Regions from separate parts of the Mus musculus genome. Here region 2 is linked to region 1. The links are chromatin contacts, found by Hi-C in ENCODE. All regions are on one chromosome and are shown on one strand. The core of a region is the stretch at or near the end of the contact, and the rest is flanking DNA. Distances in the headings are between cores, read along the strand shown. Region 1 holds the start of 4933413J09Rik (RIKEN cDNA 4933413J09 gene). Region 2 holds the start of 9330188P03Rik (RIKEN cDNA 9330188P03 gene).

The links. A loop is a pair of places that touch in the nucleus more often than their neighbours do.
Region 2: a map of T-helper 2 cell shows a loop between it and region 1 (835-fold over the local background). The contact joins the promoter of 9330188P03Rik here to the promoter of 4933413J09Rik in region 1. A Hi-C loop is called at or near these places in 5 of 37 maps with a recorded cell type or tissue (T-helper 1 cell, T-helper 17 cell, T-helper 2 cell and 1 more).

What each region holds. Positions count from the first base shown.
Region 1 is chr14:26,356,025-26,359,568 of GRCm38, forward strand. 4933413J09Rik (RIKEN cDNA 4933413J09 gene) reads left to right here and starts at 1,523. Exons shown (of 8, transcript NR_038005.1): 1 at 1,523-1,651.
Region 2 is chr14:105,587,649-105,591,192 of GRCm38, forward strand. 9330188P03Rik (RIKEN cDNA 9330188P03 gene) reads left to right here and starts at 1,901. Exons shown (of 3, transcript NR_102319.1): 1 at 1,901-2,025.

The sequences.
Region 1 (3,544 bases), core at 273-2,772:
ATAGTTTTACTCCACCATATTGGAATCCATGTTGGGTTATAAGAGCCTTAAGAAACTGATAAAGTAGGGCTGGGGAGATGGCTCAGCAGTTATGAGCACTGGCTGCTCTCCCAGAGGACCAGGCTCAATTCCCAGTACCTATATGGCAGCCACAACTGTCTGAAACTCCAATTCCTGGGTACCTGACACCCTCACACAGACTTATATGCAGGCAAAACACCAATGCACATAAAATAAAAATAAATGATACGAAATTGATAGAGCTATCAAGCCCAGCCCAGAAAACACATGTTCACAGTAGTGTTGAGATTGTTTCAGGGCTGCACTGACCCTGCTGAAGTTGCTCATGAAGCTACAGCTGAGAACCTCTGGTCTGATGTCTTTCCATCCCGTTTCTCCTGAGGAAATACCTGAGGAGCAAAGGTAGTTGGTTCTCTTCCACCTGAACATCATCATTAGAGGCACAGAGCAACCTAAGGGCAAAGCCTGGTCCTCTTGTTCTACTAACTATTCAGAGTTTGTTTCCTAGTAACAAACATGGTTTCTATCGGAGAAGGAGGACGTTTGAGATGCCTTTGCTTTGAGACAGTGCCATAGAAAGATTTCTTGGCCGGCCTTAGAAAGTAAGCCAGCGGTTGCAATGCAGAACTTTGCAGTCTTCCCTGGGATGCAGATTCCGTTCCAGGTAAGCAGTTGTGCAAAGAGAGAGAGGGTTGTCAGAGAAGGTCTTGAGCTGAAGTCATTATGGAAAGCAAGGTAACTCTGTGATTTGCTTGTGATCTCTGATTTGTGATCTTGGGGCGACACCAAGGAGCACTTTTCTTTCCAGAAATCTCCAAGAGCCCACAGCAAACACTCCTTATGCACATCCAGGTCCTGCAAACATCCACTGCCTTTGACTCTGGAGCTCTGATACAGGTGTGCAGGATGCCATTAAGTGTGCAACAGGTTGGGAGGATTTGTTGGATGTGTGTGTGTGTGTGAAATTCTTGGAATGGGTACTGATTCCATAGAGGTCTTAAATTGGGGATGTCTTAGTTTGGGTGAGAGGCCTTTCCATTGAATCAACGGTTTATTTTAGAATTCTAGGGAAACCCTTGATAATGGGCAGTAGGTGATCAGGTGTGTGTGTGGGGGGGGGTCTTCAAATAGCTTGGGGGCTGGCCTAACTCCTCTCAGCACCTGCTCCTTCAACCAGTGAACTCTGGCCTCCTGAGGCTCCGGAGCGGAGCTGATAGGTCAGGTTCAGGGGCCATGACCCTTCTGAATCTGATGCCTTAGCCTCCAGCCAGAAGGCAGGACAGAGGCAGTGAATGCTGGCAGGAAGTTGTGTTGGCTGAGGTGGTGAGTTCGCATAGCCTTGGGCTCTCAGCCAAATTCCTTTAGCAGCAAATGCAGTTTGCAGGACAGCAAGAAGCCTAGAGGCAGAGTGGGAGTGCCTTTAGGCCAGCCATGCAGCCATCCCCAGCTCCACCCCCTCCTCCTCCACCTCTTCCTTCAGACTCCTTGGGGCAGCAGCCCACTGGGCTACACCCGGGAAGGCAGGATGGAGCCTCTAAGAGTCACCCAAACGTTTCAGCCCCAGGCCTGCTGGCCCTGGCTGGTGGGCCTTCCCGCCTCACAGCTGCCCTCCCCCGAAGACACCGCAAAGGTAGGAAGAAAACAGCTAGGTTGTTACTGGTATCTCTGGAGCCATCTGTCAGCACTGAGCCCCACCAAACGGGACAGGGAGAGAAGTAGTTGAAGGCCACTCTGAAACCACACAGCCGGGAGCTGCTCGCTCGTCCTATGGCAGCAGAGTCTGGCCCAGGCCATGATGGAGGTAGAAACCATGCTCAGATGCAGAGGGAGAGCTGTGCCTAGGCAAATGGCAACAGCTGGAGAAGACAGGGGGGCTCACGGGGAAGCTGCTGCTTCAGGTACACCTGGCCAAGGAGCAGGACCACTTCCAGGACCTGCGCTCTTCACTGAAGAAGACGAAGCGTCACTTGCTGGCCACTCTTTAACTGAAGGGTATCATCTAGCTTTGCCACAGCAAAGGACGTGGGTATCAGTCCCAAGAGGCTCCTGCAGCCTGCTGGCGACCCCTCCTCTCTGCAGTTCACTGAACTTGGCGAGGATCCAGTCCAGGCTATTGCTCTACAAGAGTCAGACCTGTCTTAGCCTACCGTGGAAGAGACCGATGGCATGCCTTGGCCTGAGTTCACACCTCCTGTCTCAGTCCAGAGTGTCTCTGGGGACAACAACACACTACCAAAAGTCTTGCTTCCTATGTTATGATCGCCACCCCTAAAGGATCCTCAGGAGGTCCTCATGTAAGGTGGCTGGGCAGAGGTTGGAGGGCATCCTGCAAGGATGTAGGTCATCCCTTTTGTAAACTCATCATTTATTAGCATTTTGGGAGCCAAAGGTTGCAGTCAGTCAGAAGGGAATCTAGGCCAAGGGCAGAAAGCTTATGTTTTGATCCCTGCTACCCTCACTTGCCTTTTAGGATCACTAGAGCCTTTTCTCTTTGTGTCTCAGTCTTTTAGCTAGCCCGGATTTGAATTATGAAAATTACTCAATTTTCTTTTAGAAACGGCTAGGTCCAGAAAAGCTAAGGAAGTTGCATTGCACCATGGGAAAATCCTGGTAGTTGGGTGAGGCTCAGTTCTCTCCCCAGGAGTCCAGGTCCCTCTCTGGAGGAGAGCTGGAGACTGATTCCTTTGTGGGGTCTCTTTGGAATCGCTGTGTTCTTGCTCTTGAATCTATTATTCCTGCTATCTCAGAACACTGTGGCTTTGAGGGCTTAAAATGCTCAGGAAGGGTTGAGTACCAAGAGTTTTGAATTATTGTTTATTGCTTTATTCGACACGTCCAGAGCCTGGCAACAGCAGCCGTGACTTTGGGCAGGTCCTGCCTGTGCCTTAAGTGTACAGAATAAAATCAATAAAGACAAGCATGTAAGAGGAGAGAGAATGAGGAGAGCAGCAGAAACAACCAACCAACTGCAGCAAAATGCCCTCAACAGCTTGGGGTCAGAGAGCGAAGAGAACCTTTCCTGTGGGGGTTAAAGGCTGTGCTTCTGAAGGAAGTGGTTTTATATGTTTTGTTTTGTTTTTTTCTGTCCACTTGCATCTCCATGAGCCATCTCAAATCTAGCTGAAGGAAACTGACAGCCTAAACAGCCAGCCACATAACAGTCTCTCCTTTGGACTTCTGGCATTCCCACTCTTCTTTCCTCAGACAAGCATCCTATCTCATTCAGTAAATGTGGTTATTAGAGTTTCCCCACAAAGCTGGCAGTCTCCTCAGACAGCCCTCTGAAGTTGCTCAGAAGGGGCTGTCCCATGCCCTAGGAGAAGGACCCCATCAGAGTGAGTTTTCCCTTCTCATCACGTCTATGTATTTTTGAAGAAGGACGTTTGTCAAAGATCTGCTTGCAGGTCTCTCTGAGGAAGTACAGAATTTAGAGGGCAGCTAAGAAGTCCTCACAGGGTTGTACATACATCAGCCCTAGTGTTAATCTCTGGTCTAAAGTTACTAATGGACAGATTCCCACTTA
Region 2 (3,544 bases), core at 651-3,150, about 79 Mb after region 1:
GTACTGGGATAAAATTCAGACTTGGTGGCAGTGCCCCTATCCCTGTCTCACTGGTTCCTTTCAATCTGTTTTCAGAACATCCTCGTTGTCTAAAAAGCCATTTCTGTGTCTTTCCCTATAGTATTAAGAGCCCTAAAACTAAGAGAAAAAAAAAAAAAAAAGAATCTTTCAGATCCACTTTTCGTTGTCTATATCGATTTCATGCCTTGTAAGGTCTGCTTCGTTTTCTTAAGTTGATCTCGGATTTATGAGCAAAGTTTTAAAATGCTAAAATGGGGGAAATTGGTTCAATATTTCAAGCATTTCTTCTGTCGCTTTATTTCCCTGCTGTATTAATTTGTGGTTACTCACCTTCTCCTCAGCGATCTCCAGGGAACCCCAAATCTGACTCTCTATGATCTGACACGAACCCAAACATTTCTCCCAATAAATTACATCTCGTGTGTAATAAAGCGAAATTGCTTCTTTAGGCTGGGGGAGAATCCTCTAGGCAGCCATTGGCTACAGTTCGGGGGTTTTGTTCACTCGCATCCTGAGGACGCAGCTCTGAGCCTATGTGGGTCTGGGAGGGGGAAGGTTGCGTTCCCTCACTGGTCCAAACAATGCCAGAATGTTTTTCCCCTGTCCATTCACTTAAACAATGTACCATTCTGTACCTCATAAGCACTTAATTTATTCCAACTCTTTGGCCTGACCTGTAATCCCCTCTCCTTACCCATCTGACCCATCTGCGTTTCATTTCCCACTCATCGATGGCATCCAAAGAGCTAGGCCCAGGCCCTATTTGGAACCATTAGACAGAGATTGGCACTCTTCCCTCTTCCTGCACCACATCCTCTGCTGGAAAAAAAATGACCATCGGATCAGAGAACAGAGGCTGCTTTGTCCCCGGTAACGGGGATCTGGAAGCGTTTTCAATCATTTGTACTCTATACCCACTCAAACGCATTAATGTGATCAACATTGGGTCTGTTGTGGGCATTTTTTCCAGCAAATAGCTTGCTAACATTCCAGGCATGTACTTCCCCGAAAACAAGACTGAGACAGGGCCCTGAATATTCAATTGGAAAATCACCAAGAGCAGAAGCTTAGCTTGGCACGGCTGGTGTTGATTCTTAATAAGTGACTTCCTAAAGCTGAGGCATGGGCCTTACAGCGTCAATGACTTGTTTGAAAAATATTTTGTAGGTGCCTCATACCACTCGATTTCCTGTGGTATGCGTCATATTGTGAGCTATTCCAAGCCAGCCTGGTTAAGCACACTAACTCGCCGCCCCCCACCCCAAGATTGTGGTGTTTAACTAAAAATGTCTTTATACAAGATGAGCTCATAGCTATTACTGCTGATGTAGTTTTAACTGCTTGGATACCAATTTCAGTTGCTTGAAAATGTGCCAGCACAGGGTAAACCTGAGCACAGCCATATCTCACCCTGTAGAACATGGCGGGATGCTGTCCCAAGAAGCAGCGTTGCTTCAGGGGAAAGTGGCCCAGTTCAACACAATGCATACCTTTCACTTTCATTAGAAAGACTTACTGTTCTTAATATATTACCAAAGTCAAGGTGCTGAAGACATCTGGAACACGGGAATAAAATTAACCCTTTCACAGCTTCAGGTATTTTTTGTAACGCTTGCCAGGGAGGAGAGCTAAATTCAAGAAACCGAGAGGATTTTCTCAATTATGTTTCAGAAAGCAAACCCAAAGGCCTGACGTGCTGTTCACGAGTTCAAGTGTACGTGGGTGGGATTTGGGCGAGGGCTAAACAGGATACTGTACGCAAGAGACTTTTGACGAGGGCTTCTAATTTTAGACACGGGGCGTGGGGAGAGCAAATACGGCCGAGTGTCATCAGCACGCCTCATAAAGTATCCGGCACTTCCGCAGGCTGCAGTGCTTTACAGGACTTGTGATGTAGATCGTCGTCATTTTTGTTTCACAAACAAGGAAGGAGAATCTCAGAGATTCCGTAAACTCCATAAAGCGGTGATTCATGACAGAAGCAGGGACGCAACTTCGACCAGTGTGAGTAACCCACTGGGACTTATCTGCCACCTTGCTGCCCGGAGATAAAAAGTATTCTCATCTCTATTACGGCTGCCTTTGTCTACTGTTGTTCAAAGGATTCAGGCTTGCCCGGGTGTCCTGAGCTAAAAGGAGAAATGAATATAAATCTGTGCGAGTTGTGTTCTGTCCTGCTTTCTTCCAGTGAATAGGTTACAGGCGGCATCTAGTTTGGGGCCAGTCCCCAGCGGCTGCGCAGTGGCTATTAACTGATTAGACATTGTCTATGCCATCTCTGAATGATTTGTGTCTCTACAATAGGACCTTTTATAACAGAGAAGAGAGGGATTGATACCCTGGACACTGCCTGGGCTGTGTTTGCCTCTTGGGGCAAATAATTTTCCTTGGTACCAGGAGCAGCTCTGATGTGGCTGCTTTGCCCTTATGTGGCCCGGGGCTTTCAGCTTGGGAGAAAACGTTCAGCCTGGTCTTGGATGAAACAAGAAGGTACCAGAGGGGAGCCAGGGCAGCCATGTTGTTTGTCAGAAGAGAGGACCACATGTGCCTGTCTCAGGATGATTGGCAAGGCAAGAGGATACCAGTGGGAAAAGGTGAAAGATTCTTAGAAGCAATGAGCTACCAAACCATTACACTGCACAGCACTAGGAAGGAGAAGAGGACTTTCAGTTGAGAAAGACTCTACCATGAGCTGGAAAATGGAACTTCTGTGTTGGATGTTTCCTGTGAGCTCAGAATTTGGGGTCTGTCAGGTTGAAAGCTACAGGGTGATACTCAGAGACTGTAAAAGGACTTTAAGTCGTCCCATTTGACTTGGTGTGTAGCACACTATCTGAAGCAGGCATCTTGCTTCTTGATCAAGATAGACACAGCAAACCAGTCTTTCTAAAAACCAACCAACCAGATTTACTTATTTAACATGTATGAGTGTTTTTTTTTTCTGCATGAATGTGTGTGCTCCATGTGTATGTGTGTTCCGTGTGTGCTCCATGTGTCTCTGCCCAAGGAGTCAGAAGGGATTGTCAGCATCCCTGGAACTGGAGTTGCAGATGGTTGTGAGCCACCATGTGTGAGCTGGGAATCCAACCTGGGTGCTCTGTGCTCTTACCCGCTAAGCCACCCTTTTGGCCCGTAGGGTGGGGCTGAACTTTCCTCATAGAGTATAATTTTTAGAAAATACAGATTTTAAAATTACTGGTGTATAGTTTTAAAACATTAGTGGAGACATCAATTCAAAATATCTAACCTGGATATTGTTTTTTTGTGTTTACGTTGTAAGCAGTTCATATTTTCTACTTTGAAACACTGGAAGTTTCTTTGAAGAGAGTTTTTTTTTTTTATCACGTATTATTTTGACTGGGAGATTTGCCACCACAGGATTGTCACATTTGGTGATAAGCCACACGAATATGTCACCAACCTAAAAATACGTTGGCATGTTTATTATTTCTTTTCTTCATTTCTTTCATTCTTGCAGTTAAACTCTACTCTGGAACTATTTAACGAGAAGGTGACATTAGGA